Linked DNA regions of Homo sapiens: regions 1, 2 and 3 are each linked to region 4. A link is a loop called in an ENCODE intact Hi-C map of the cell type or tissue named here. Cell type or tissue: IMR-90. All regions are shown on one strand.

The links. A loop is a pair of places that touch in the nucleus more often than their neighbours do. Peaks named below come from ENCODE experiments on the same cell type or tissue, not always from the same donor. Only the 100,000 strongest peaks of a DNase experiment are listed, where the experiment ranks them.
Region 1: a loop joins it to region 4, with 5 times the contacts of the local background. A loop is called at or near these places in 7 of 110 quality-filtered maps.
Region 2: it touches region 4 in a loop (5-fold over the local background); 8 of 110 quality-filtered maps call a loop at or near these places.
Region 3: it touches region 4 in a loop (2.8-fold over the local background); 7 of 110 quality-filtered maps call a loop at or near these places.

Annotation. Positions count from the first base shown.
Region 1 is chr4:113,274,018-113,282,017 of GRCh38, reverse strand. ANK2 (ankyrin 2) reads right to left here. Exons shown (of 46, transcript NM_001148.6): 15 at 7,369-7,566; 16 at 4,083-4,181; 17 at 3,460-3,558. Among named protein-coding and RNA genes, the nearest start is that of MIR8082, 130 kb to the right of the region's middle. RefSeq lists a silencer at 3,441-3,615. In IMR-90, a CTCF peak has its summit at 3,511 (motif pointing left); a DNase peak (open chromatin) is centred at 3,497; H3K27me3 peaks cover 679 bases.
Region 2 is chr4:113,102,230-113,110,229 of GRCh38, reverse strand. All of the region lies in intron 1 of ANK2 (ankyrin 2), which reads right to left. MIR1243 (microRNA 1243) reads right to left here and starts at 3,367; the gene lies at 3,275-3,367. In IMR-90, a CTCF peak has its summit at 3,954 (motif pointing left); no DNase peak of the experiment used is centred here.
Region 3 is chr4:113,291,653-113,299,652 of GRCh38, reverse strand. ANK2 (ankyrin 2) reads right to left here. Exons shown (of 46, transcript NM_001148.6): 21 at 7,139-7,237; 22 at 6,115-6,213. Among named protein-coding and RNA genes, the nearest start is that of MIR8082, 140 kb to the right of the region's middle. RefSeq lists enhancers at 6,219-6,738, 6,949-7,118, 6,739-7,258. In IMR-90, a CTCF peak has its summit at 4,558 (motif pointing left); DNase peaks (open chromatin) are centred at 6,272 and 6,842; H3K27ac peaks cover 555 bases.
Region 4 is chr4:113,380,050-113,388,049 of GRCh38, reverse strand. ANK2 (ankyrin 2) reads right to left here. Exons shown (of 46, transcript NM_001148.6): 46 at 4,314-6,593. The coding sequence ends at 6,579. LOC105377374 (a long non-coding RNA gene) reads left to right here. Exons shown (of 5, transcript NR_199847.1): 5 at 1-557. Among named protein-coding and RNA genes, the nearest start is that of MIR8082, 230 kb to the right of the region's middle. RefSeq lists an enhancer at 1,843-2,572. In IMR-90, no CTCF peak of the experiment used is centred here; DNase peaks (open chromatin) are centred at 3,279 and 4,719.

The DNA of each region.
Region 1 (8,000 bases), 110 kb after region 4:
TGTGCTAGGTGTGGGAATACAATGGTGAACATGACATGATCCCTGTCTTTAATGGGTTGCATTCTAATTTAAAATATATTCAACAACAAAATTAGCTTATATGAATCTTGTGGTCCATTCAAATCCTAGATCTCCCCTTCTTTATAACCTGCTGCTTTGAAAGTACAAATATGAGGCTACTTATTTCGGGCGGGAGTTTGTGGAGAGGGACAGGAAAACTCATACTCTGCTTACAAGAACAAAACTCTATACCCCATGTTTAGTTAAAAGAAAAAAATGTGGAACAACTGTAAGTCTGCAACATATATTGTTTTATTTCCTTTTCTTTATCAAATCCGGTAGAATTTTCCATTCAAAATGTGTGATAGAAATTAAAAACAGTGGCTTTTCCCTTCAGTGACATGCTGAAGGGAAAGAGAGCATAATGACCAAGTGCTTCTTGTGAGATTACCATGAGATGTTTTATTTATTTATTTGTTGAGACAAGGTATGGCTCCATCACCAAGACTGGAGCGCAGTGGTGCCATCTCAGTCACTGCAACCTCCACCTCCTGGGCTCAAGTGATCCTCCCACCTCAGCATCCTAAGTACCGAGGACTCCAGGCACACACCACCATGACTGGCTAATTTTTTTGTATTTTTGGTAGAGATGGGGTTTCACCATGTTGCCCAGGCTGGTCTCAAACTCATGAGCTCAAGCGATCTGCCCACCTTGGCCCCCTAAAGTGCTGGGATTACAGGTTTGAGCCTGTAATCAAACTTGAGAGGTATTTTTAGGTCATGCTATTTCCTTAAAGCTAACTGCAAAGTGTACCAAAAAATAAAAAAGTGTTTTGAGAATTTAAATGTCTTTATGAGCTATCATCAAATCTTGATCCTCACACAACCCTACATTATCTACTCTGTCCCCATTTCTCCAAGCAAGAATAAGTATCTTTCATTTTTGACAAACAATGTTTCTCCTGAAGCAACTGAAGGAAATTCAGCTTGGAAGCCTTTTCAGGGTCTGATCAGAGGTCCCAGATGCTTCAAAATACTGTATTTGTGTCCATAGACTCTATTGAAAAAAAGGACACACAGATTTTTGTGGACCAAATAAGTTTAGTCAACTTCTTTTTGCTACAATGTGTTTCTTTAGTCTTAGTTACCCCACTGCCTACAGCATGGGCTCTACTAAGGTTAGGTACAGGGATATTTTAGCAAAACAACATAAGCGATCATCAAAGAAGGTGTCAATTCTGGCAATGGAGGAGGTTTGCCTGGTAGATACTCAACCTACAAGATCTGAAAAGCCCTCTTACTCCACAAAGAGGAAACATTTTTGGACTCAAATAATTGCAGCACTCCCAATAAAGACTAAGAGAAGGTTCTGGACTCTGGTGGAAAGAAGCAAAGTTCTCGTGGCCAAAGGACCGTGTGTATTAAGGAGAGGAGACATTATAATGAGCAGAAAGAGAGTCTAAAGTGGAGACTACAGTGGGGATCTTACCATCTGGAGCCCTCTAGGAGTGGCCCCAAAGATGAAGGGCTCATGTTCATTGACAGGCTGGGGCAGATAAGTGAAAGACACTAGAGAGGCATTCCCAGAATACCCATCCTACTGTGGACTCTGGAGTAGACAAATGCTTTATGTCATCTTCTGAACTCGGTACGTGCATGCCTAAGATTAAGGACCATACAAGGTAGAGGCTAGAAATCAAGGCTATGTTTATCTCCTTAGGAAAACTATACACATTATTTTATAATCTAGGTCTTCTCTTACAAGTAGATTGAGAGTCCCTTGTGGAAAGAGAACACACGTTTTACAATTTTACCTCCCATTGAGTACCTATAATCCTTTCTTTGCACATTGTAAGAGTTCAACGAAAGTACTCATGAGTACTAATGAAGTCTTTTGTATCTATGTTGAGAATGGTCAGCCTGGAAAGCTAATGAAAAAAAAAATGCTGGTATGTTAAGTGAGCAGGTATATTTTTATTCCATAGTTGCTCAATCTTCATTCTTTCATCCAAATTTATTGGGAACTCACATATGTTATTAAACACCTCATAGATATGCAAATGAATATGATATGAACACTCCTCTAGTAGCTTATAATCTAGTGTAAAGAAAGACATAAAATATGTGCTGAATTGATGAGGTTGTAGAAAAAAGAGGAGTAAGAACAGTGTGGATAATTATGAACATTTGGCACCCTCTTTTGACAGTTCAAGTACTTTATTATAAACTGTTTATTGGCATCAAAAAGATATAAATATATGTAGATGTATATGTATGTATGTGTACAAAGTTATATATTTATGATATATATAATATATTTATATATAAAATATATATTATACAGAACATATTTTATGTATATATCCTATTTTTTATTTATAATATGTATAAAATTTAAATAGGCATATGAGTATATATGTATATATTTGTATAACAGAAGTGGAATAAATCTCCCTCTATTGCTTTGGGGCACAAAGGACCTAGTGGTTAAGAGCACCGGCTCTAAAGTCAGTCTGCCTGAGGTCAAACACAGGTACAAGCTCTAACACTTATTATTCATATGACTTTGGAAAATTAACCTACTTAAATCTCACCTTCTCATCTGCAAAACGGAGATCATTAGAATACCAGTCTCATGGGGTTATTATGAGATATTGCCTGTAAAGTGCTCGGCATAGTGTTTGGCAAATAAATGGTGGCAGTTTTTTTATTATATTGTCTAATATAGCATAAATATTTTCCCATTACAATCAATATTTTTTAAATAAACCCTGATGTGTTCTCAAAATAGCTGTGCTTAATTAATGAACGAAAGACGCAATGAGGACTTTATGCATTATACGACATTCATATATATTTTCAGTGTAATAAGGGGCCAACTAGAATGGTGGGAAATGCCCTGTCCGTAAGTACAAGTCTTAGTTGGAGCTGTTTCGGAATTTGGTGCTAGATATACACCAAAAAGGCATCCTCCCACCACCTCTGAATCTAGGGACTTAGAGGGATCCATGCTACAGTTAACACAGGTAAAACATTAAAAAAAAAGACAAAGAAACAAATAGAAGTTTGAAGTCGGAAAGAATGAGAGTATAAAAGGACATTTTCATCATAGCATTTGGTTTATAGGAGAGAAGAGAAAATATGTTAATGACTTTATTTCTCAGTTCTCAAAATTCAGACTTCATTCTCTAACACACAGAATGTTAGCAATAAGATTCATCTCTACTGGTTTATAGGCACATCCCCTTAATATTTGCTGACTCTTAAAAAATCTTAAAAAAGATTTTCAAGACGCAACTGGCAGAAATACAAGGGAAAAAAAAGGGTGTCAATACCAAAAGCTACTATCGCTAGGACTAGTCGCAGTTATACTATACCATGTGTTTAAAAGACAATTCTCATGTGTTTTCAGGCGATAGTTACACCCTATGCCTGTAAATCCTTTTCTGTGGTCCTCACCTTGGCAGTGGCATGAGGGGAAGCACCCTTCTCCAGTAACAGCAGCGCCACCTTCTGGTTGTCATAATGAGCAGCAACATGGAGCGGGGTAAGGCCGTTCTGTAAAGGGTGTGTTTAAGTTTCAGCATTAATAAATTAGGGTTAGCTGCCCTGAAGCTACCAGGATGCCTGGAAACTGATATTGATTAAATTCATGTTAATGAATTAATATAGTCAATAGAAAAAAGAACGAAAATAAACAAATCCCTAATAATTTTCATATTAAAAACATAACTAAAATTGAAAATGAGCATACCACCAGCAAAGGGGATCTTGAGGGTCACAATGTAAAAAGGTCTAAACTGCTATGTAAGAAATACTACATTAACATTGCAGGGATTCTTCTTAATATAGAGACTTTCTGGGGCTGTTGTGACAAGACTTTGAGGCACAGCTCAAAATGCTTTCTGAATCAGTGTGTATGTACCTGGACGGTCATGGAAGACATCGCCACCATGTCTATTTGGGATAGTTTCATCAGTTGCTCTCACATTCCTTTCAGAGAAGTGAGAAAAATGTCTTTACAGATCTCCTAATCTATCACCTTCACTGTTACATAATTATAACGTATAGAAAATCTTTACCTTCCCTGCAGAATCTGCGGCAGCACGGCGTTGCAAGAGAAGTTTTGCCACATCCAGGCTTCCATACTTGGCTGCTACATGCAGGGGAGTAAAACCCTTCTGAAAATGTGAGAAACAAAAGTAAAATCGTATTTATTGTTGTAACTCCTCAAAAAATCTTTTTATTTGTTAACATATTGAGCAAAGTATACTGATTCTTCATTTGGAAAAAATACTGGTAGCATTAAATCTGTTAGCCATGAACAAGGACAAAGAAAAAGAATACAATTTAACATACAAAAGTTTGGCTTGATAGACTGAATAAAAGAAATTTTATTTTAAGGGCTTGGAGACTGAAATCTGACTTTATAGGTTTGGGATTTTTAAAAGCCACTAGTGTCAGTAAACTGGCTCCAATTTGTGAATGGGGAAAAAAAGCCTTTTCTTGCCTCTAAAATTAATAGAATTGAAACAACAGCTGCCTTCTCTCCAACCCTCCTTCTCTTTCTTTCAATCCTTTTTATAACACCTGAATTCCAAATTCATTTAAATTTTAGGATATTTTGGCAGCCATAGTAAAAACAAGTATTCGTGAATTAGTTGACATATTTTCTGCAGAAATGGCAAGATAAATGGTCTATAGAACAAAAAACATGTACTATTAAAAAGCAACTCCCATCCTGACTTGTCCCCTTTCCCAAAAGACTCACACTGTCTAAAAGACCAATTGCTTTTGTAAAATACGTTCTACTTCTGGCATGATGTTGGGCTGATTAACACCAGACTTTTAAACACACTGAAGCTTTAGAGCTTTTTTTAGAGGGCTGCTCTCCTACACATGTTGATATGTGTACATTCAGTGTCTTCCGTGCCTAACCAATGGCCTTACTCTGTAATTAGCAGTGTGTTATAAATACAGATAAGTCTCTGGACTAAGATCTCGAGGATGGCACAGTTCCTACACCATGATGTCAAATCCATCCTCTTGGCCAGACAGTTTAACCACATGCTCTTCTGGCACTACAGTGGGAGTGGGGGAATTCTAACACCGATCAGGGCCTGTAAAACACATAGCAAATATGCCTGGGTTAGGTGCTCTAAGCCATGGCTTATCCTGGAACCATTTAAGCCCCCATCATAAACACAGAATATCCCCCAAGAAGCAATATTGCCCTTTCGGTGTCTCCAGACAAATTATTTTTAAATGAGATGACGTTTTTCTTTTTGCTTCTTTTTTGAACATTTGGTATTAATAAATCCTTGGAAGAGAGCGAATCTTCTGGTTTTTTCCAAGTGTGGGACAAACGTAGGAAGTATTTATTCCTTCTTGCATTGTCCATATAAACCAGCATTTGTGGTTAGAGCTCTCCTCCCTCCACTCAATGCACACAATGATTAGGGTGATACTCAGGATGAAACAGAGTTCTTTGAGGCTAACTGCATCATGAGGAAGAAAACATAAACTCCTTATCTTTAAAGTCTTGCTAGAATAGTGATCCAACTCTTATAAGTTTGGAAATGATTATTAGACAAAAATACATAAAATCTACTGTAGAATAACAAAACCAAAGTTAGAAGGCATCTCTTGAGTCACACATCTGCCTTCTTCCTTTATGTTAATCTCACCAAGATTTCATTTACCCTCTTAAATGTCTTTAATAATGATGAATCAACCACTGTTCAGCCCTAGTCAGCTGAACTCTTAAAATGCTGTTTGGCCGGGTGCAGTGGCTCACTCCTGTAATCCCAGCACTTTAGGAGGCCGAGGTGGGTGGGTCACGAGGTCAGGAGATCGAGTCCATCCTGGCTAACACAGTGAAACCCCGTCTCTACTAAAAATACAAAAATTTAGCTGGGTGTGGTGGAGGGCACCTGTAGTCCCAGCTACTCGGGAGGCTGAGGCAGAAGAATCGCTTGAACCCGGGAGGCAGAGGTTGCAGTGAGCCAAGATCGCACCACTGTACTCCAGCCTGGGCGACAGAGCGAGACTCCGTCTCAAAAAAAAAAAAAAAAAAAAAACACTGTTTAACATTTTATTCTATTTTATCGCCCTAATTTACCATGGATATAGTTATATTTTTTAAATCCTAAATATCTTTGACAGACAAAAGACTACGTTTTATTATCTATTTCTGTATTTTATGTATCTTAATTTTGATGATTTACACCCTCCTCTGATAAGACAATCACCAAATCTCTCAGGTTATTACTACATTTGTTGCTTAGTTTTTTTTTTTTTTAAGAACTTTTAAAATCCTTCCAACTTTTCAGAGTTCAGAACTTCAATAATTGTCAATTTCTTATATCAAAATACCTTTTACAGCCATAGGCAACCAGGTAAGTCATAACAGGCAACCAGATAAGCCATAACAGCTAGTGGGCTGCTCCTACTTACAAGAGGACAGATGCCACATCACTATCTCAGTTTAAATTTGCAACTTTCCCTCTCCCTGGATGAAGTACTTATACCTACTGATTATGAGAGAATTGAAATTGTCCTTTCATTAATCTGAATCACTGTTACATTTGTGGGAATTATTTTGCCCCATGACAAATTCACTTGCACTGGCTCAATTAATTTTGCTCTAATTAGCTGAGTATATTCATGTTTTATTCTAAGTCATCTCCAAATTATGAATGTCAAACAGCATGTATAAAGCATGGGAAAAATTACTCTGCCCTGTCATGAAACTTGGAACATAAGTAAAATTCTTTGCTCGATGTCAATAACAACTAAAGAAGTGTGATTTTCCAGCTTCAGCTCTCTTTAAACACTGTAAATACCCAGGCAAAAGTGTAGTTGGTAAAGTTGGAAACTAATATGGGAATGAGAATGTCAAATAAGTGGTGGCTAATAGTAGGGTTGCGAAAATGTACAAGTAAATTGAGCTTCGATCTGGTACTATAACTCACAGCAAATATAGTACTGCCAATCTAATGCAGTACCCTCTTCCTCATTAGTATTACCAGTTCAATATATTTAGGGATTTCATTTATCTTTTTCTTAAGAATATATTATGGATTTTATAATAAAAGAGAAGAAAAAGTGAAAATCATCTTAGAGTACTAGATACCTGTCCTAGAAACATTGGCATTAATTAGAATGAAATTCAGCACTCTTTATTGAAGATATACGGAATCTCACAATTCTATTAAATCATTTAGACAATGAGTCTTAAATATGTAGAGAAGGAAGTAAGTCAAGGCCTGAGGAGATCTACCCTCTTGATTCTGTATGTGGTAGAGCAGAAAGGCCATGACTTAGGAATCCTCTTGGTCCATGTTCTCATGATGTCATTCTCCTTACCTTGGTAGCTAAGGAGTGGGCTGCTCCTGCTTCCAATAGGACTGATGCCACATCCACCTGGCCCTCCCGGGCAGAGATGTGCAGTGGTGTGTACCCATTTGTAGTGGCCGCATCTGGATGAGCCATATGTTGTAGAAGCAGCTGGACAATTTCTGTCTTACCCAGGCGGGAGGCAATATGTAAAGGTGTCTGTTCCTCCTACAACTCAAGCCAAGTAAAAAGTTAGTGCCGGGCAGACAGAACTTCACTGGTGATATGTTTCACTCACATATTTCATGATGTCTTCTTGGAATCTCTAGGAACCCCACCCAAAAGAAAATCATTACTGCTTTAACCATGGCATATTTTATATTTTGCTACAGCAGTGACCCTGTTGGTCACAAAGTCTCCCTTTGATTTTTAAAAAGCATATACTTCCATGAACTTGATCACTGCTTTCTGAAATATTTCTCAACTCATTAAGGCTTTAGGCCTCACTTATGTTTAAATATAAACTAACTGATGGTTTGGAATAAGAATAAAATCTAGTCCAAAAGTCCTAGGACCTATATTCTCATCCAAGAGTTTTCACTTAGAAACAGGATTTATTCTGGGAACTCTTTCAAAGAAAAAGAACCAGGGATGCTGGAAAA
Region 2 (8,000 bases), 280 kb after region 4:
GCAGTTCCCCTGCACACACTCTCTTGCCTGCGGCCAGGTAAGATGTGCCTTTGCTCCTCCTTCGCCTTCCACCATGATTGTGAGGCCTCCCCAGCTATTTGGAACTGTGAGTCCATTAAATCTCCCTTTCCTTTATAAATTACCCAGTCTCTGGTATATATTTATTAGCAGTATGAGAACGGACTAATAACAGCATGACCAGCACTTTTCATTTTATGCCCACTCGTGCAAACTCATATTCCATAAATATGGAAACCTAAGTATAAAATTAAATAAAATCTTCTTTAGAAACCACATTTTCAGAGGTAAAGCATGTTTGAGCTTTTTTGTGTGACATGGTCTTTATATCACTTCTAAATCACATCAACAACCAAAACACTAAGCACCTGTATGAACAGCATGTGTTTCCAGCTAATAGGAGCCAGGTATTCAGACAAACACTACTGCTGAAACAAACTAGAAATACTGGATAAAATATAAATAACTTCTTAAAAGCAACAAACAGCTGGAATGATAATAAGGAATTGCTAGGCAAAACTGAAGGAAAATGGAACCACTGAAAGATAAGCAAGCAGGGAAATTGCTTTTGTTTCCTAAGTGCATTTCCCTGCAAACTTGAGCTTTTATTTTGAAAAGTTCCAGGCAAGAAGGCAGATATCGAAGGTCAATGTCCACACAAGGTGCACAGTCCAATAGGGAGCCCTCTTCACAGTCATCTGAGACCTCAAAAAGCAATACTCTAAGGGTAAGAGCAGAATAATAAATAACGAGACCTTCAGCAGATTTATAACCTGGGTTTTATTGCCGAGACTTACAACAAAACTCAAGCTTCGAACTTGGTTTAAAATGCTCCACAAGTCACTTGTGACCACAAAGACTGGCAGAAGTAATGTCAAAGACAACCAGGTGTACAGCAGAAACAACAAAAGAGAGAAACAGATCTATAAAGACTTCAAATAATTGAGCTGTGAACAAGGCACTGTGAAACAAAAGGGATGGAGTAAGGAAAGCAGTTATGGTTCCCCAAAGTAGTATCACTTAGTTGGGAAGTTAAGCAAGCTGAATTCTTTGAGTACAGATTTATTTCATGGGTGTTTTTTGTTTTTTTCCACTACCTCTCCACCAAGACATACTGCTTTGCGTAAGAACAGATGATTATAAATGTTAGCAAATGAGAAATATAAGCATCAAATGAATGGCAGAAACAATATGTACTACGGGACTTCAGAAAGATATACTCTTTTCTTAATACAAAGTTTTGATAATGATGTAATAAATCTTAACAGAGAATTGCAACTTGAAACATTTGAGAATTCAAAAGCATCACCAAAATCTGATAAGATGTAATTGAAAGAATTCAAATAACATTTTTCTCACAAATTAAAAGCTTTTTATGAAAACCAAACTTGATGGTTCAGGTAGAAACTTTGGGCAATATTTAACCCAACTAACTTTGTAAAATAAAAACATCTGTAGAGTTTTTTTTTCTGTTTCAAGTCCTGTGATACACATAGCTTAAATCCCATGTCTTCACAGACAAGGAGTAAATTCTCTCTCTCCCCTAATTTCTTGAAAAACAGAGTAGAAGCTCTCTCAGCGAAACTTTACTTAAGAAAATGTTTCCATTTTCTCTATAAATGCTGACTGATGCCCACCATACATTAAAAGCTTGTAGCTTACTAGCCATTCTATAATATGTGTACATTCTTCTCCCACTAGTAAAGTTATATGCTCAGCAAGAGTCAAGTATGTTTATCCCAAACCTTTTGATCCTATTGTAGTTGCTATTGCAATTACATAATTTAAATAAATCTTAGATTATCTAATAAAAATGAGTTCCAAAAATTATTGCTTTATGAAAATTACGATGCATGCTTTGTAAGAACTTAATAAAAAGGAATTTCTACAATATTGCTATTGAATTATGGGTATGTCTGAAACAAATCAAAAAGATTGGGGAGGAAGCTTCGAAAATATTTAGAAGTTCTACAATCAGATTGTTTTGCAAGTGTCTTTAATTACTGACTGCCTTTAACAGATAACAAACCAGTGAGACAATGCCTACAAATAGGTATTGTTTATTTTTAAAAACACAAAGCTAAACCCCAAATTCTGGAAACTTCTTAAATAAAATATACTTAAATAAAAGGTCTTGACTGGACATCAGATCATTGGTAAACGAATGTCCAACTTACGTGTTTCAAGTTGAAATAAAATGTTTAAACTACGCATATATCAGTTTTTTCTCCACTTTAACCATCTTTTTTATTAACTGATCAAATAATGGTTTTGCTACTGCTATGAAATAAAGCTTCTTTATGTGGTAGAGGGCATCAAATTTGGGTTTTTGAATCCTAATTTGGGTTCTATGTTGGGTGCATTACTTCACCTTTATGGGCTTCAATCTCATTTCACATGAATGAAGACAATATCTACCTAACAGAACCAAGTGAAATAGCACATGTAAAACACTGGTAACAGATCAATAAATGATACTACTATGATTATTGTTCTGAAACAAAACATGAATATAAAAGCATAAGATAATAAAGTAGATTTACAAGACCAAAACAAGATGGATGGACTGGAAATAGATAGACTCATCCCCAGAGATAGTGTGTGTGCAAAGAGATTGCTGATCACTTTGAATGGTCAGCATCATTAATAAGCTCACACTCTTTATGACTATTTGGTAATGATAAAATCCAACACTGGCTGGGCGCGGTGGCTCATGCCTATAATCCCAGCACTTTGGGAGGCCAAAGTGGGTAGATCACCTGAGGTCAGGAGTTCAAGACCTGCATGGCCAACATGGCAAAACCCCATCTCTACTAAAAATACAAAAATTAGCCAGGCATGGTGGCATGTGCCTGTAATCCCAGCTATTTGGGAGGCTGAGGCAGGAGAATCGTTTAAACCTGGGAGACTGAGGTTGCAGTGAGCCGTTATCACGCTACTGCACTCCAACCTGGGCAACAGAGCAAAACTTCGTCTCAAGAAAAAAAAAATCTAACACGCAACTTGGAACACTGTGGAATGAGTCTTAAAATCAGTGAGCATGTGTGCTTGAGAAAGTATTTAATATCCCTGATAGAAGTAGAGCTATTTATAGTCATTTTTGTTAATGGGCTTCATTATCAAAGATTTACACCAGGCCTTAATCAGAATAAAGGGACGCCTCACAAAAGCTTTGTTTCGAATGGAAAAACACAACAAAGAACAATCACCATTTGACACCAAGTATGCATAATTCCAAATGGAAGTCTCTGTAATAGGTTCTTTTAAAAATAGATTTATTACCAAAGCAAAGTAATAAATAGGCAGGAGATGGACCTTTATTTCACTCCTATAATTGATCCAGTTTTAGTTAAGGGCAGAAACTGGCCCAGTTACAGGAATAAAATAAAAGAGTACAGAGTCAACCAATCTGTCAGCTTGGCACACCTATGAAATATTGTGAAGAAAATTTGTCAGAATAAGCATCTTTCTCACTCATTAGATTGGAGATGAAATGTCACCTTTCCCAAACAAAACAAAACAAAAACAAACTAACAACACATACAACCACACGGTAGGAACTACAGTTACAATTGAAGACAAAATCCAGGAAGAGGAACTTCTATAACTTGGGCATCATTCTGCTTATATATTTTCCATGCGGTGTCAGCATTAAGGATTACGACTGATCCCAAAAAGAGCTGACTTTAAATGTGGGAGTGTATTTTTGGATAAATCAGAGTGGAGGGTTTCAATTATCCTCCACACCTCTCTGGGCCTTCTGGAGAGGCAGCTTGGAGGCCCTTCTCCAATTAAAGCAGAGAGTGTATCTCACTTCCACACTGTAAAACTCTATCTTAAGAAAAGGATCTGCTGCTTAAAACAATCTGAAAACCACTGAAATAACCCATCTGAATTTTTTTGTCATGTGTGTTCACAGAAACTAATGGAGTTTGGTAGCCCTCTGCTGGATGAAAGATATTAAATCCAGTTGCTCTGAAGTACTATTTGAGGATTTAAAAGTCTTCATAAGGTTTAGAGGGCTACTTTAACATTTGCTGTGTATATTTTTGTGTTTAGTGGATATTTTTCTGCTTTGCAGAAGAGAAGAAGACAATGTCCTTTCCGTCAAGCCATACCATATAATAGTAAGCTAGAATAACTGAATACAAATTATAAATTTAAATACTATATAATTTTTTGAGTAAAAATAGGAATTGACAGAAAGCTAGTAAAATTTAAGCATTAGCAAAATATTTATAAGTTAGCAGTTGCCACATCCCTCTCCCAAATCTCTAATGGGGTTAAGGATTTCTCTTAACTTCATTGTAGGTTAAATCAAAATATGTATAACGAATTTCTTTAAAGTTTGTTTATGCAGTCTCACACTGTACACTAGTACACATTAAGTTAAATCTAGTCTTACACACATTTGAGTAATACAATATGATCAGGTTTTTTGTTTAAGGTAAGAAAATTTCAAACATGATGGCAGAATTACCATAGACTATTCAGCTTTTAAGTTGGATGTACAAACACAGTTTGTGAAGCATGTCAGATCATGGAATAATACTCTACAGAAATTGTTTCACAAATGAACCTTCATGCCTATAGCTGACCCAAGTGGAAAATGATTTAATGTGTGTTTGACAGCAATAGTAAAATTAATGAGTCTTGAAATAGTTTCTTATAATCTTGGATCAATTTTTGGTTAATTTTATTCCATATAGCTAATCTTTTCAAAATCCCATCTTTCTATCGTAGCAATTAAAACTGTCTCTTACTTTCCACCTTCTCTTTTCTCTTGTTACCTGTCTGGCCTCTGTCACTGCTGCTTCCTAAATCAACTGATAAGGTCTTGCCTGGTCCACAGTCTCTTCAACTTTCCTATCCTCACCACTTGATACTGACTTCCAAATTTTGCTAAGGAATTAAGGAATTCTTTTACAATTCTCCAGAACACAGAACCAATTTACTTTTGCATCTCGGTTCAGATAAAAAAGTTTAAACTTTGATGTCTAATTATAATTCCAACCTAGGTTAATTATATGCCTAAGACTTCAGAAGGGCTACCTACTCATAAAATTTGCCTATGACCAACTGCTCATAATTTTACTAAATAGCCAAAATTCCTCTCCTCCTGAATTTCTATTCAGCTTTGCCTGTCTGCTAGGGCACCCCTGTCATGAACATTAGCCTCTCAATCTGATTGGATTCTCACCTATTTCCTGGAGTCATTTTCTAGGGTTACCACAACCATCAAGTATGCTGAATTGAGTTACATCCTGTTTCTGCTGCTCACTGTCCATAACTAGATACTTCCAGGAGGGCTCCCAAGATACTATACTATTACCTAAATTATGTTCTTCATTGTTACCCATTATTTCTTATTCCACTAATTTTAAATCCCACTCACTTTGTTTGCTATATTTTTATGATCCTGCATTCTCTTTCAGTTTTTTCCCAGTTATACATGTTTTTGTTGTTGTTATTGTTGTTGTTGTTGTTGTTTAGCTTTGAGATGGAATCTCGTTCTATCACCAAAGCTGGAGTGCAGTGGCACAATCTCAGCTAACTGCAACCTCTGCCTCCTGGGTTCAAGCGATTCTCGTGCCTCAGCCTCCAAAGTAGCTGAGACCACAGACGTGTGTTACCACACCCAGCTAATGTTTTGTATTTTTAGTAGAGACAGGGTTTCATTATGTTGGCCAGGCTGGTCTCAAACTCCTGATCTCAGGTGATCTGCCTGCCTCAGCATCCCAAAGTGCTGGGATTACAGGCATAAGCCACTGTGCCCAGCCCTCCCAAATTATACATGTTTTTCACAATTCTCTTCTCTTCTTCAAAACAACTATCTAGATTTGTAGAGCTCTTTTTTGTGATAATAAGGTTTTTTAGAAGGTTTTATTTTGTATAAAGACAAACTAATTGCTTTTCTTTTTCACCTCATTTCCCAGCCCAGACTTCCTACCACGTCTCCATCAAAATCTAAAAAGTAAAGGAAGAAAAGAAGAAAACAACAACAGCAACAACCCCAGCATCTAACTTTTGAACAAAAGGTGGTAGTGTTTCACCTAAGGAACAGGAACATTAAGTAGGAGTTATATTCTTACCTCACCACTGAAAAGAACAACAAGCTGGAGAATGACAATGTGGACAAAGGAGATTTAGAATTTGATCTGTTCCTCTTACTTATCAAACCCTAGGTTTCCGAGACCCTTGGTATTTTAAAAAATACTGCCTAAGTCAGGATTTTGTCTGTCTTCAGAGGGAAGGAATCAAAGGCATGGAGGAAAAGGGGGACAAAAATCACAACTAATATTTTTTAACCTAAAACCCAAATATCAGTATTTTATTCTACATTGAAGCTTAAACATCTTACTCTTGTTTTATATTTAAGCAAATATTCAGATGTGTGTACATATTCCACTTCCTGAGAATGACTAATGGATATATTTAATATGTATACTCTATCAGCTTTACATAGCTGACTTTTAAAACACTGACAATGGAAGCTTGTACTCCTAAATGTTGATGAAGCATTAAAAGCACAAATAATATTCAGTAATGCATTTCCAAAGATCTTACGTGCTTCAAAAGTACAAAAGCAGTCTTTTAACTGGATTTTGATTAGTGCTAAGCAGAATTCTAAATTATTTTAGTCATTAGTCATAAATTCATGACGATATATACTGGAGTGTCTTTTGACTACTTTCAAAAATTGCCATTAAAACATCACTGACATTCTTTTCCTTAATTTCAAAATACATTTCTCACTTAAAAGAAATCTTCAGTCTTAGATAATACTATTTTTAAAACAGTTGATGTTTTTGTATCATGAAGGCCATCAAACCCAGTCAATTTCTGGCCATCTAAGCACCTATTTCTTAGCATTTAATGCCAAGGCTTTTCTTATATGAATGTTTAAAAAAAATTAGTGAAAGAGGATGAAACGTTTCAAGTCCTCATGACATCAGCCATATCATAGTATTTGCATTCCACATTAAGGACATCTTCATTTTATGCTAAGGATTATAGCAAATTAAGTTGCAAAGAAAGCTCTATTTATAGTTTAATCACTTCAGGAGTAGACAACACAGGATTACATTTATGTTGAGCATGATGAAACAGATAATATTTTAAAATTAAAATATACTTGTTTTTCTAAGTAAATGAAATACTTAGGCAAATACAAGGAGGAAAAGCAATTCTGTGAAGAATGCACAAAATTAAATACCATGTTGCATTAACTTTTGTCCTGTTTTCTTTTCCTCACCTCCCCTCCTCCCTGTGTTACACTTTTCTATTGGCCCAAAGTGAGGAGAATAGATGGATAGGAAAATAACTTGGGAAAGTGAAGAGGAACTGAAAATGAAGTTAGTCCTGGAACAAAAGGTGAGAACAATAAAGAGGAGGATATCTAGAAATTCAGTTCCGTCTAGGTATGTGATTAAGATACTAGGAAATATCTTACTAAATTACTAGTGACCTCCACGTTGCCAAATCTCATAGAGATTTGACAGTCCTCAGATTATCTGATTTTTTAACAGCACTTCACAGTTGGACATTCTTCCTTCTTTTGGAATTTTCTTTTCTTAGTTCTGGCACTCAACTTTCTCCTGTTCTTTTCATGGTCTTTCTGCTTTGCTTCAGTTTTCTTTGAGGTGTCCTCCTTTTCTATCGGAACTCAAATTCAGAACTGTCCTGGGGCTTCCTCTCTTCTTAGCCTATACATGCGCCCCACCAGCAGCATCTGCTCCCATGGTGGTAAATCTCATATATGTGCTCAATCCAAAGTTCCTATCTCTGGTTCTAGCCTCTTTTCTGAGCTGCCCATCTGACATATCCACTTTGATGTCTCACATACTATTTTTGGATTTTTTCCCCCGAAATGTTTTTTTCTCCAGGCTTCCCCATCTAAGTGAATAGTACCCAGCCAAACACCTGGGAGTTGTCCACATTCAATCTATCCCTGAGTCTTATAAATTTTTCCACCAAAATAT
Region 3 (8,000 bases), 88 kb after region 4:
GCTCACTGCAACCTCCGCCTTCCAGGTTCAAGCCATTCTCCTGCCTCAGCCTCCCAAATAGCTGGGATTACAGGTGTGCACCAGCACGCCTGGCTCATTTGTGTATTTGTAGTAGAGATGGGGCTTCACCATGTTGGCCTGGCTGGTCTCGAACACTTGACGTCAGGTGATCCACCTACCTCGGCCTCCCAAAGTGCTGGTATTACAGATGTGAGCTACCGCGGCTGACCTTTATTCAACTTTTTGGGAATATTTAAAAATGTGAAAGGATGTCTACTATATTAGACTGTATTAGAAAGTTAATTTTTGCAGAAATGTTTTAGAGTATTTGTCCTTCGTAGTAAACATTTCAATAAGGAGATGATTCTCTGTTTGAAAATAATTACTGGAGATACTTTTTAAATGATTAAGTTTCATTGCCTGATAGTCTCAGTTTCTATTTTCAGGTGCTGATAATGGGACTATATTTTCTTTGTACTTGTAAGAGTGGAAACAATAATTTACTTCAGTTTGGTCACTGAATGCTATCAGAATTATCAGCAAATATATGTGGCAACAGAAAAAGTAATACACTGTGATCATATTGGTCATGGATATTTTTCTGTATAGATATTAAAAATGGCCTCTATATGCAATGTGGTAAATATAATATCATTTATACATGAGAAGGTATTTGACCTTTAGAAGGCCATCATTAAATATTTGTTGAATGGATGGAAAATAAGTAGTCCTACATATGTATAATGTAACAAGAAATGAATACATATTTTCCTTTTAAACAAAATGTCCTTTGAAAACTTGATTATTTAAACATAAACATGGTTTTATGCAACTACCTCTGAATCGTACATAGAGAACAAGGCTATAGTGAAATGATCATGGACATCTCTTTCTGCTACAGAATCCAAGATACTATGGTCAAGATTAGAAACTACTTTAAAAGTTAAAATGAGTAGGACACTAAGTACAAGTTTAATGGGATATAATTAAATCGGATAATATGGCAAAAGAAATGGTATATAATAGATGGAAGAGAGATTTAATAATGAATTTATATTGTTAATCACGATATGAAAAATGTAGAAAATAAAGTAGGAGTTCTTAACATTCTGCTTTACAAATAGTAGTCAATATCTGATTTGTTCTATGCAAAAGAAACTGTGTGTTTAACTGATCTTCACTTAGCCAACCCTCACTCAGCCAATCCTCCTGGTCACCAATTGCATTTATATCACATAATCCCTAAGCCACCACAGCATACTTAGTGATCTTGGTTATGATGCCACCTTTTAAGGCCCTCATCCATAGCTTCCATCAGTGGAGTTCAAGCTAAACTTGTTTTTGTTTCTAAACATACTTATACCAATCATACATATTAATATAACTTTAATAACTAAATTAAATATTATGTAAATACTGTTTTTTTTCTAGAAAAACTAGGGTAGATGTTTTTTGAAGTCCTAACAAAGGTGAGTCACTGAAAGTAATACCCAATTAGATGTAATTGAGACAATTATAACAGGTTGAAAAAACATGTCAAAAGTCTAAAAAGATTCTGCACTAAGTATGTCTTTTTAAGAAAATACACAGCAGGGGCTCAGGACTGTAATCCTAGCATTTTGGGAGGCCAAGGCAGGTGGATCGTTTGAGACGAGCCTGGACAACGTGGCAAAACCCCGTCTCTACAAAACAATACAAAAATTAGCCAGGAGTGGTGGCACCTGCCCACCTACTACTCCCGAGTAGTCCCTGTTACTCTGGAAGCTAAGATGGGAGGATCACCTGAGCTGCAGTGAACCGTGATAGTACCACTACACTTCAGCCTGGGCAACAGCGTGAGATCCTGTCTCAAAAAAAAAGAAAGAAAAGGAAAGTACACAGAACATACAAATATCATATAAATATACATATTATAGCATATATATACATAATATAATAGGTATTGATATTGTTTGTGCAAGAATGGCAATTTAATTTCTAATCGATGGACCTATATTTAAAGAAAAGATCTTGGCTCTACCTCAAAAGGTGTCAAATGACTTTACAAGTATTTATTGTATTGCCATTTTTATGGCTCCTATTTTTAAAATTTTTAAATTGTTGTGGATACACAGTTGTACATACTTACGGGGTACAAGTGATATTTTGATATAAACATAAGTATAATGATCAAATCAGGGTAATTGGGATATCCATCACCTCAAACATTTATCATTTCTTTTTAAAGTCCTAACAAAGGTGAGTCACTGAAAGTAATACCCAATTAGATGTAATTGAGACAATTATAACAGGTTGAAAAAACATGTCAAAAGTTTAAAAAGATTCTGCACTAAGTATGTCTTTTTAAGAAAATACACAGCGGGGGCTCAGGCCTGTAATCCTATCATTTTGGGAGGCCAAAATGCCTCCCCAGTGGATTTGGGGACATTCCAAATCCACTTCTCTAGTTATGTTGAAATATACATTTTAGTTAACTATAGTTAGCCTGCTGTGCTGCCTAACACTAGATCTTACTCCTTCTATCTGACTGTATTTTTGTACCCATTAGACAACTCCTCTATCCCCTCCTCCCCTGATTTTCATGTTAACTGACTTATGGCATCAGGTAAGATTTAGGACTTAGAATATTCACATTTTCTGAGTTTACTGAACTATTCCCTAATGTTCAAGTAATAATATAAGATAATATTTTTATTTTACTAATTTATTCAGTAATTTATGGTCTGCATACCAATTATATGCAACATAAAACACAATCACTTTAAGATTATACAAATAATAGAAATAATTGATGATGGTTGATCAATTAGCGGAAGGATGAGTCATATGTCACAGTTCTTCCAAGCTGCATTAGTGGATTGGGCTTGTTGGCTTCTGTCACCAGAAATGTGTCTCTACCATTCTGATATCCATTCTGGCAAACATGTAGTGATTGTAATCCCAGGAGAATGCTAAAATGTCTCATATTCCCTGCTGTATCTCACAAAGTAAAGTTAGAAAAGCAAAGGTTAAGGAAACAAACTACGATTCCAAAATGTCTCAGAAGTTTCTACAGAAGTGGTTTTTCCTTTACAAACTACTGCCTTATTCTGGTCTCTACACAACGACTTTATTCATACTTTGGGGTAAAGAACTCAAAAGAAAGAATAGGAAAGGAAACTTTCTTTGATCAAAAGGACTACATGGTTGCTCATATGGCACATCATACAAATCCAATTCATGTTAAATTAGTATGTCAGTTGTGCAGGTGTAATGCAACTGTTGCATTTGAGCGGTAATAACATTAACTTTTATTAATTTTACTTAACTATTAAGTTGTCTATTGTGCTATCATCAGTAGTTTCAAATTATTTTTGTGACTGTAGATTTTAGAAAATGATATTGAATATCACTCTCCCACAAAAATCAATAAAGAGCACTATTTAAGTGGTTTTTCTTTTTGTTGAAAATTAGGTGAAAACAGTTTCTTCACAAAATTCCTATTAAGCTATTTTCAGCAAAACCAAAGTCAGTTATATCAGAAAGGTTAAGAACATGGGCTTTAAAACCCGACAACCTAAATCTGAAGCTTAGATCTTCCCTCAATGCCTTACATATTTTTAAACTTAAATATTACTGTTTTTAATATCATTAACAATACATTATGTGGAAAAAATATTATGTGGGAAAAGAATGATTGAAAATCTCTTTCCAAAGAGAGGAAGTTTATTGTAAGAAGACTCCCAGAATAGATGAGAATAAGTCTATTCTTCCAATCCTTACCCCAAAATTCCATTTCACAAAACAATTAAGCTCACAATTATAAGAGAAACCAGTTCAAAGAGCAGCAGACAGTGAAGAGAGACCAGCATCGAAACATGTAACCATTAAAACTATCCATTTAGGTAACAGAGATACTTGTTTAGCTCATGTGGACAATGATTTCTTAGTGTCCTAACTGAAAGGAGAAATGCTGTTATGTTTTCTATTTTTATTGGCTTTTCACCTAGAAACTTGAATTCTAAGTATAGCGACTTTTGATGGAGCAATGCTCAGCTACAGAATGTAGAGAATAATAGTTACCAGAAAAGAAAAAAAGCTCACAGAGGGGGTTCTAAAAGGAATTTTCATCCCATCTTTTCCAGAGATAGATGTGGTAGAGAGATGATCTTGTATCTGATTTCTGACAAGGACACTGAGACAGCAATTACAGTATTTAGAGACAAACCAGAGAATGCTTATTTGCTCTTCTTTTTAAATATAGATCTTTGTTTGAAGTCATTCACCTGAGTAATATCTACAAACCTGAGATCTCTTTGAAACCAGACATATAAGTTCCATAGTTTTGTTGAGTAAAATATGAATGTATTTTCTTACCAAGCCTGAGTCTCATTCTCTACTCTCATGACACTGAAGTTGCTGGTGGGGAGGAGTAATGTTTTCACCACTGATAATTCTTCAGCACTTAGCACAGAACTTAGCACATATTTTATATCCAATAAATAATGAAGGAATAAATCAGTTAATGAAATGAATGGAAGCAAAGTAGGTACAAGATAGCAAGAGATACAAGCTTGCCATCTAGTGATAACTTGGTAAAATAAACATACATTATTCCCAGAGCAGGGAAAAGGTAAAAAGTTGAGAGAAAACATGACTTCTAATGGCAGAACAGGTGTGCTTGGCCAATCTTGCCACTAAAGGCTTCACGTATTGTGATGTACACCTTGTTTTAAAGATATCAAATGAAGTGGCATATATGTGTAGGCCCTTAATATGAAGATTTTCCTGGTATAAGAAATCATAAAATAAGAAAAAGCCATTAAATATAGTGACCTACAAGTATGGTGCTAGGCAGTGACAAGACCTGTTTTTCTCCTATATAATTTATCAAAGCTATACCTTAAATCTTTAAAAATATTGTGGTGAACTGGCTGAAGGTTTTAAGATTCTGCTTCAGAAAACAAGCAGTGCTATTCTTTCCCATCTAAATTCAGTTTGTGTCTTGCAGCTCATTAATAAATCATAGGCCACTCTGCTTAAAACTGCACGTTAAACCAACTGTATTCCATCACTTCAATATATGTCAACAGGAACTTACTGTCAGCCTGAAGAACAAAATTCCTTTCTTTTTCCTCACATCTGTCAAAAACACCAAGCATTTCAAACTCTATATGCATTTTTAGTTTGGAGCATTTACTAGAACCTCCTTCAGAATTCTTTATTTGTTCATTTGTGGTTTTATTGTCTTTGAAGAGCTTCTCATGTCGTACTGTTCTACTTTTCTACTTTACGAAGCTAAATTAAAGAGCCATTCTTTAATCCATGCTTAAAGTAGAAAGTTAGTGAGTGAATAAATGCAAATATAATAGCACTTCCACTTTCAGGTAGGAGCCCCCTCTCAGGAGGCTCCTTTAAACTTTGCTCCCACTGAATGGTACAGGAGCATTAGGACTCAATATTGTCATGGTCTTTACTCTTCTAGAGTTTCTCTAGCAAAGGCCAGTGATAATCACTGATTTGTCATGAAGAGTCAGCAGTTGTATTCAAAACAGAGAAAATAAGAAATTTTAAAATATACTTTTTCACAACACAGAAACAATTTACCTAGAAAGCACAAGGAATTCTCTTTTTGAATTAAAAAATAATAATCAGAAATAAGATGCAAAGTAAGGATGAATTGCTCTCACTGGGAGTCCATTTGATCCAGTCATGAGCACAGTGTTGGGAGGAGCAGGGTCTTTCCAGAGGCTGGCCTGACCTCCTGGCTAAGGTAAGTTTGCAGTGGAGTGTGTTACCGCTTTGCCAGCGGTAGGTGTCACACACAACTAAAGGAAAGGGCACAGAAGCCAGAAAATAAGAAGCCAGTCACAGAAAAAGGAATTAAATATTATAAAACTATATTCACACATTTTTATAGGGATAGATGCTGAGTAAAGGAAGCCGAAGCCCTGTATTCCTTGTGTGAATCCATTTACTTCTGCATACGCCTATGTATGTGCTACAATACTTTCAACAAAAAGAAGTTCAAAACTAAAAGCTCCAAACATCTTGTGAGTGAAAAAGTACTGTACATGTATTTAGTTTGAAAACGAAGAATAACAGGGCTGAAGCTAGTCAGTCACTCATACTCACTGTGGTGGTGGTGGTGACCTCCTCAGTCACAACCTTCAGGGTGTCGACCACGGAGATGTAGCCCAGACGCTTAGCAATCGCCAAGGCAGTGTTGCCATTCTGAAGAGAGAGTGAAAGAGAGAGAGTGAGAAATAAGAGAGAGGACTGCGATGTGAGCCAATGAGCTCACCCGCTGCTCTGCATCAGCCAGCATTTCCTTCCAAAACAAGGCACAGCTTAGGAAAATCACTAGTTTTTACCATTACGTCTAAATCTGTCTTTGTAACTTCTTCAGACTATAGGCCAGGTCACCATGGTAACACAACAAGCTTGCATCTGCTTGCTCTTTTTAATAAGAAGCACTTGACGCTTTAACCCTAAGGTTGTCAAATATCTTCTACAAATACTGTATTGCACTTAAGAAAGTGCCTCATGACGTCTCCAAAACCTGTTAGCAAGTACCAGGTACACTTATCCCTCATCAGAAGTCAGGCCATCTGCTGCAGGTAAGATGTTACCATCGGGAACACGGTAACATATTTAGCTACAGCTGTGCAGAAGCTCACTGTGCAGCAAAATAACACAGGCAAGCAATTCGGGCTGCATCCAACCCAGGCCACTCGGGATCCCAGTTCGTTTAATTGCACCGCTTAGTTTACATTTCAATGGCTCCACAACTCAATGAGCTTTGTTTAAGCTAGCAGCTCCCTTACTGTGCTCCCTTAAGAAGGCGAGGGGGGGTCAATTTGTGCTCACATCTGAGAGCCAGCTGTAAGCAGAGCACGTTCCAGCAGCCCAAGCGGAGGGCCCCCGTCTCCAGAGAGAGCCAAAGAGTCAGGCTGACTGCTTTCCCTCCCAGGGCAAGCACTTCTGGGGAAGTCACACTGACTTCTGGAAAGCCTGCCCAAAAATCTGGGGCTTTCCAGAGTCCAGGGGGCTTATTTAAAGAGGAGGAATCTGACCTCACTCAGCTCAGACAAGAAGCCACCAGGGCAAGAGAGGAAAAAGAAGAAAGCGTGGTGAGGGGCAGTGGCGTCTGCCTTACCGCAGTGGTGGCGTTGGGCTTGGCCCCATGCTGGAGCAGGACGTTGATGATGTGCGTGTGACCCTGCTGAGCGGCCTGGTGCAAAGGCGTGTAGCCGTTCTGTGGAGGACAGTGGTGGCGGGCCCAGCACCCGATTGGCAGAGGGAGAGGAAAATTAGGTTAGCCTTCATTTTGAATAGTCTTATTTACAACAAAACCATCACAGATGCTTTATTTGGAGCCCAAGATGATCAGCAACCCATTTCTCAGCAGCAAACACTCCCTCACACCTTATGGTCTGCTAAGCAAAGAGAAGAGACCAGCTGATGAAACAAGATTAACAGACTCCAAATGATAACTATTATTACATTTTAACCAGTTAGCATTAAAAAGGAGGGCTCCCTTAAGAAGGTGAAGGGGGTGGGTGCAGTCGACTTCTGCTCACATCTGAGCTGAGAAGAGAGATTTAAAATAAGAAAACAGCATTATCTGTGATTTCTTCCCTGGGAAACAAGAGTTAAAATTGTTTTTAACTGAAGGTTGCAGAGGGTCATATAAACCACTGCTTGTTCATCATGACTCTCCTAATAATTAACCTTTGGCTTAGCTTTAGGGATTCTAAATCATTGAAAGTAAATCTAAATCTTATATTCCTTTCCAAGAACAGCTTTTCTCCCCATTTCAGACGTGATGAAACTGAAAATAAGAAAGTTAAGTAATTTCTCCACAATCGGGCGAGGTTCAGATCCTGTGCAGAAGACTATGACAGCCAATGGCTACCAGACAATGGCTATTATTTATTAAAATCCACCTGCTTCACTTCTCATAAAATTTTATCTATATGTTTCAGACCCAGTTGTCCTGGGCTCTAAGTTCTGAGTGG
Region 4 (8,000 bases):
GTGCATGGACTCTGGCAGAAGACACATGGAGTGTTTTTGCAGCCATATATGGGCTATCTCCTAAGAAACATATACTTTGCTGCTACATGAATCTGAGCCCTTCAGTGGCAGCTTGGATTTCTGATTTCTGCACTGGTGGATTTCTTCGTAGCAGTAGTAGCTCCTCAGTGTGAAAGGAAAATAAAAGCTTGGGACCCCCAATGCACTATGCCACAAGGAAAAAATTAAGCTGAAAGCTGAGTCAAGCAAGACACTGACTTTCCTTTTGTTTCTAAGCAGATAGCTACAATAAAAGGTTAAAAATCCCCACGGGTAGCTACTCTATGTAAAGCGCCAATTTACTGAGTGCCAAACGAATACATAATTGAGTATTCCCCTACCTGCTCCTTTTCCCTTGCAGCATGTGAATTTAGTAGTGTGATCATACCCTTCCTTTTCCTCCTCCAGCCTGCTTTTCCCCGTTCAATACTGAAGCCCTCAAAATTATTTTCGAAGAAGGCACAGACCTATCTCCCAGGCATGTCCTCAATTTTGGCAAAATAAATTTCTAAACTGATTGCGACCTGTCTCAGATCGTTTTTGGTTTACACCTGCCTTCATTTGTTGTGGCACTCCTGACACTGGTGTGAGTTTCTAATCCCCTGCATTAGATCCCTTCCTTCTTAAAATACCTAGAGGGCTTTGTTTTTTGGATTAAGCCCAATTGTTAGGGGATGAATTGTGTCCTCTCCTCCTCCAAATTCATGTCAAAGCCCCTAACACCCACTACTTCAGAATGTGACTGCATCTGGAGATAGGGGTCTTCAAAAAGGTGATTAAGTTAAATGAGGCCATTAAGGTTGGCTGTAATTCAATATGATTGGCATCCTTACAAAATGCAGAAAATTGGACATACACAGAGACATAAGGGATGTGGGCACACAGACAGGAAAGTCCATGTGAGGACAGCGAGAAGGTGGTGGTCTGCAAGCCAAAGAGAGTGACCTCAGGAAAAAAAAATCTTGCCCATATTTCAGTCTTAGACTTTTAGCTTCCAGGACTGTGAGAAAATGACTTTCTGTTGATTAAATCATCTGGTTCATGCTATTTTGTTATGGCAGCCCTAGGAAACTACTACATTAATCTGAACACAAATTGGATTGTTAGAACAATAGACTCTAAATTATCTCCCTGACTCTTTGAGGAGAAAGGGTATGCTATGGTCGTTCTCTAAGGCTCCAAGGTATCACCTATCTGTGAGTCACTTGAAAAATTCACACAAGGCACCTTTCATCCAGAAGTTGCTGCTGTACCAGTGCCATGTGAGTTCTGTAGCACAGCCTAGACGAGGTCTGAGTTCTGATCAACAGCCAGGAAAAACTGGCACAATGCGTATGTGTATTTTTTGTGGATATCATGATTCAGTTTTTTCTGCACATCATAAAGGCAGCTGAGGTGTCCATAGCCACCTCCAGTCAAGCCCAGACCCTGCCCACAATGCTCTGTAGCAGCTGTGGAGGACCTGCTGCTAATGGGGGCATAGCCATTCAGTAGGGGAGTTTGAGTGACTCTCTCCAATTCTGTAGTCAGTTTTGACAGGTAAGAAAAAAAGAACACCTCAAAATAGAGAGTGTGGGGGAAGAAAAAGGAATGGAAACCAGAACCGAGTTATAAGGGCCTGTGATGGTTGATAATGAGTGTCAACTTTATTGGATTGAAGGATGCAAAGTATTGATCTTGGGTGTGTCTGTGAGAGTGTTGACAAAGGAGATTAACATTAGAGTCTGTGGGCTGGGAAAGGCAGGGACACCCTCAATCTGGATGGGCACCATCTAATCCAGCTGCCAGCATGGCCAGAATATAAAGCAGACAGAAAAATGTGAAAAGACTAGACTGGCTTAGCCTCCCAGACTACATCTTTCTCCCACACTGGATGCTTCCTGCCCTCAAACATTGGACTCTAAGTTCTTCAGCTTTGGGACTCGGACTGGCTTCCTTCCTCCTCAGCTTGCAGACAGCCTATAGTGGGACCTTGAGATCATGTGATTTAATACTCCTTAATAAACTCCCCGTATACATATCTATCCTATTAGTTCTGTCCTTCTAGAGAACCCTGACTAATACAGGGCCCACTGAAGAAACAGAAAGAGATCCTGAAGAGTCCTTCCTCCAAATGGGAAGTGAATCGAAGGGCTTAACTGACAACATCCCTGTGATTCTCATTATAATAGGAAAAGATTTAACTGTATTTTCTAACCTACAGGGGTAAGCTAATGCCTTTAACACCTACCCCGAGGCTGACTCCTACACAAAGAGGCAGAGGGTCACAAACAGGGATCCACAATGAACGGACATCAAGGATACTTGCACAACAGGGGCTCTTCTACACTAAGGAGTGACAGACAGGCCAGGGCTGGCTGACCTTCCCTGCCTGGAGCAGTGAGATGCATCCAAGGCTAGTAGCAGTGTCTCCTATTTTACTGATGAGGAAATTGTCATCCAGTCGATAAACCTTTACAAAGTCATGGAAGGGGGCTAGACAGAGCTGGACTGATTCCAATCCAGGTCTTACTGTAAGATAACACACTTACCAATTTGTCACATTGCCTCATGGAAACATTCCATGAACTGAACAACTGAATGTCTCCAGTGACTGAAGACATCTCTTGAAATATTACATGTGCCACTGCCAAATGTCTCTGTTTACCATAGATAATAGCTCCATCCAAAGTCTATCCATATGCACTATTTACTTCATACTGTGGAACTAATTTAAAGCCAGGGAGTACTTTTGTTTTTCCCAGAAGGCCTGAGTATAACCCAATAGGAGTATTTTAATTTGTGTTCAGGACATCGCCCCCTCCATCCCCACCGCACAGATATCTAAAAGATTTTCTTACTTTGGTGATTCAGTCTATGATTGTAATTCTAGCTTCAATTAGATTAGAAAGAGAAATGATACCTTAAATGAAGGAAGGAGCATATAGTTTTTAAGCAGAGGTGGCAACCAAAGACATAGACTTTGAAATATTTTCTTTTAGAGCATGATGAAAGCAAGCAGTTCATTTTTATTCTGTTATTCAGGAGAACCTCGTAGTGATTTTGGTTCTCACTAGACCTACGTTTAACTTCTCTTTATCTGATTTATTCATTTGCCTGACTACTTGCCCACACCCAGACTCTCCATGCTTACAGAAATCAAGTGACTCCACGAGCAAACTAATTTCAAATTCAATTCAAGCCTGTTTCCGAGTGCTTATATGTCACTTTCACCTCTTCATGACTAATACAAATGATTTATGAGTGGTGCATAATCTTCTCTCAGTCTGGAAGTTTCCCCCACCCTACCTTTAAATATACTTCTGTAAAACGGCATATGACTCACTGAAGTTCTTTTACAAAAATGGGTTTTGCACAGCAAATAATTAAACATGAGAAGACATTGAATCTTCTCTGATGCTTTGATTTCCTTAATCAAACCCAAAGTAACACAAGCCCAGAGTTCCTGTAAGTAGAAAGTACAGCACATTAAACAAATGAGAAGGAGAGAGATGATCACACAGACACTCCTACTTTGGAATTATTTTTAACTGTTTTCTTTGAAAAATGTCAAGCATAATTGGTATTTTAAGTTCAGAAGACCTGTAAATCAACCAAGGATAGAAATCAGATCCAGTGAGCTTCCTGTCTCATACCAGATAAGATTTAAATAAAACCTACTCAATTTCTAAATCATGTCTTTTTTGTTTTGTTTTTACTGTAAAAAATATTAAAGCAACAGTAAAGGGATTTTTCAAAAAATGAAACAAAACTCTCCACACACAACTGATTTTGATTTTCCATAGTCCTACCCTGTCTTTATTTATATTAATATATCCATTTAATTTTAAATTCTCAGGCTCTAAGACAGAAAGAAAACTCCAGAGCCAACTGCTGTTCCCAAAGACAGAAAGTATTTAGTGACAGCCATGGCCTCATGGGAGAGAACCAAACCAGTCTTGCTGTGCTGCCAATCCCACTTACCCTTTCTCATCCCCTGCAAGTCCCCAAATTCCTATTTTCTTTCATTTAGTAGTGATCCAAAACAAAAATCCTCATTTTCTTCTTTTGCATAACAAGAACAATAAGAATTTCTTGAGGGCAGAGGCAAAATCTATTTATCCCAGTGCTTAATCCAGTGCCAGGCATATAGCATATTCAGCGACTAAATAAAAACCATAAGAAAAAAAGCAATTTGTGTCTTTCTGTTGGTTTCAAGTCTAGCTCAACTTTTTAAAACCTCTTATTCTCCTGAAATCACAGATTCATGATAAAGAAGAACAAATCACCGTTGCCACATTTAACACTTGTACATTTTATTTAATTAAATCAGCCATTGTACACATTGCAGCTATGTATTGTTAGTGTTGTATTTTTTTTTCCATTAACTAATACATGCCCTCATAGATATATTCAATTAGTGTTATCACCATGGGAACAAGATGCTGATTCGTCAACTGAAAATTCACTTCTTCTCACAGTATTCAAGTTTTTGATAACACAGCAAAAATCAAAATCAAAAAAAGGTGAATAACCATTATGTTGTTACACAGACATCATCTGCACTGCAAATAACACAACAGAAATGCTTTTCTTGAGCTCCAGTGAAGGTTTTGACAAGAAGGCCATAGGGTGTCTCAAAAAGTTTCACCATCGGCCTCTCTTATTTTGGCTGCCAAAGAATGTCTCATTTCCTATCCAACTGCCAAAAAGTGCTAGCATTTGAGGCTTAGGAGATTTGGCTTGTGGGAAACCTCCCTCCCAGGAAATTTTTTCTCTTGGCAACATTACTTTAAATGATGAAGTGCCATTGTTTGTCGCATTTGTTTTTGACATTCGGAGCAATGAGTCATTTTTGCACAACAGGAAAAGACCAGATAATTGGAAAATGTTCAATCCCTGGAGGATAGACTCTGTCCTTTTTTATTTAAATTTCATCTTCATTGAATATACTTTTCTTTAACAAATGACTGATTCAAAATGTATACTGTTTATATGAATATATTTGTGAATATATATATGTTAAAATGCTACACAGCTTCAACCACTAGAGGAATAAGGAAGAGGACATGGAAATTACTCAGATTGTTACAGTCCCTTCTTTGAGACAAACAAACAGAAGTGCACAAATGCACTTAAGAGTTTCCAAGGGAGTGTGGATTTCAAATAAATAAACCAAAAATTTTAACCAAAACCAAATTTTCAAGGATTTCTCAATCTTGTCTGCAAGCTGAAAAACAGACCTAGCTGGAAAGTGAAAAGTGCTCACTCAGGGTAAAAAGAATGGAAACAATTAATGTGATTAGAAGAGGGGTTTGACCGTGGTCTTGATTTTTAAACGCCACATGCAGGTATTAGAGAAGATATAAACCTGAAGAAAAAAAAGAAAGAAAGAAAAAAAAAAAGAAACCACTCCAACATACTGAAGGAGTTTAACCTTTTATGTAGTGGGTAAATCTTGTTTCCAATGAATTATCTACAGTGCAGTGGCCAGAAGAAAGTACCACTGTAAGACAGCGTGGTTTGCTAAAGCAGCAATGAAAACTGGAAAACTACAGTAGTTATAGCTTTTAAAATACCCTGCCAACTTGTCCAAGATCTAAAGACCTGAAGATGCTAGAATGCCACACAATGTAGCTGCCAGCAACTGAATACCCCATCGGTTCATTCTGCGTGGCCTCTGCTCCCTTCTCCCCTCCCTCAGAGTGGCTGTTGGAGTCCTAAGCCATGGCTGGCCAGCACCAGCAATAACTTCTCAGGACAGTTCTGCAAGGCTACTGACCCACCTTTAACTGGGAGCAGTGGCTACTCTGGAAGTTCTAAGGACATAATAGGTTTGAAGTGCTTCTTTTGCAGTAAAACTGTATTATCACTCGATTGTGTTAGCAATATCTTAATTAACCATTGTTCAGCAATTTCTAGAGGCCTTTTATTCTGATGCCCAGTGTAGTTACAATAGGCAGTGGTTTTAATTTTAATATGTTGTTCATCTGAGCATTTCAGCTATATACATTGTACATAGATATTCCTTGGAAGGATTCCTACATAGTGTCACTTGAAGAGGTCTGCAGGTGAAGTTCTTCTGATCAATGGATTTTCATGGATCTTGTGCAGAAGCAAAGAACAATGGAGGTGGCCAGTTCCCAGGTTAGCACAGACACAACAAAGTATTGGATACAGCATCCAGTATGAAGGATGCCATCTTTGGTCACAAATTAGCTTTATAGTTAAAGAGGATGGGGGAAAACTAAAGCAAAATGCCGTATATTTGCTAACAGTGGAAATGTCGGGGTATCCCATTAATTAGGCCAGTTAGGTCACTCCCCTACTGAAACAGGAAGCTGCATATTGAGTGAATGTGTGGTTTCTGGTGTGAGAACTGGGCAGCCCCTCACTTGGCCTCTTGCTTCAAGTCCTCCTTGCAGAAATGCCGAAGGAGCTGCTGGAGATCGCGCTGGAGGTCGTCCTGGTCTAGTGCTTCTGGTACATCCTCCAGGTGCTCCAAGTCAATGCGTTTTCCATGCTGGTCCTTCACCACAGCCCTCTTCTGTGTGATGGCTTTACTCATTGTTGTCCTGGAGAAAAGCAGACAAGAGAGAATTACGCTCTTTTCACTGCCAGAGGGCAGCTGTTAGGAATGAAGGTGACCATTACACTGAGTACCTAATGTCTTACCTTTAGATGTTTCCACAGCAAACTATTAGCATAACAAACTATAGACATCTTTTTGTGTCTTTCTTTTAAACATGGCTCCCCTCTCTCAAACGATTCATGAGATTTTTTTAAAATGTGTTTTGGAACAAGGAGTATTTTTTAAATCTTTAAGAAAAATTTAAAATAAATGAAACCATGCTTTAATTTGATCTTCTCAAAAACTAACCATAAAATCATTCATGGTTTGATTAAGTAGCCCTTACTTAATAGAGTTTGGTTAATTCTGAAATAGTACCACAAGTACCTTTTGACAGGCTAAAAAAACCTTTTTTTAATTTATTTGAAACACCTTGGCTGCCAGCTTAAACCTTACAGTCATACCCTGACCCAAACTTCCCAAAATTATGTTTTCAGAGAAGTTTTTTATGAGGCATATGTCTTTAAAAACTAAAATATTAGTCTATCAATATATAAGAAGGTGGCTCCCAACAAAAGATGAAGATCTGCCCAGGTCTCTAAGGCTTCATATGGAGATGGTGGGGGAGGAAGGGGAAAAGAGAAAAGCCATTGAGAGACAACTGCTTCCTCCGGATTCTCCAAGCCTCACATATGTTGCTCATTTTGTGTATTTCTTGCCATTTAACAGTCTGTTGTTTACTTGCCTCCCTTATAAGACTGGTGGTTACTTGAGAAAAGGAACTATAACACCTTTTCTTGAGACGGAGTCTCGTTCTGTCACCCAGGCTGGAGTGCATTGGTGCGATCTTGGCTCACTGCAACCTCTGCCTCCCGGGTTCAAGCGATTCTCTGGCCTCAGCCTCCTGAGTAGCTGGGACTACAGGTGTGTGCCACCACACCCAGCTAATTTTTGGTATCTTTAGTAGAGACAGGGTTTTGTCATGTTGGCCAAGCTGGTCTCGAACTCCTGAGCTCAGATGATCTGTCCACCTTGGCCTCCCAAAGTGTTGGGATTACAGGTGTGAGCCACCACATTGGGCCAGGAGCTATAACTTTTGTATAGTCATATTAATTTTAAGTCATACTAATATTTTCCTGTAACTGTACTTAAAAGTAATTTGCTCATTCTCAATTCTTTTCACTATATATTCTTCTTTTTTTTTTTAGAGTAAAGTAAAAGCAAGTTTATTAGGAAAGCAAAGGAATAAAAAATGGCTACTCCATAGGCAGAGCAGCCTTTTTCACTATACACTTCCAAATGCGGGTCCTCATTCCACAAGTATTTGACGAATGTGTTGTATGGGCCAGACACTAGTATAACAAATAAAGAAATTGAATCTCCGAGAATTTAAGCAATAGTCCAAACAAAA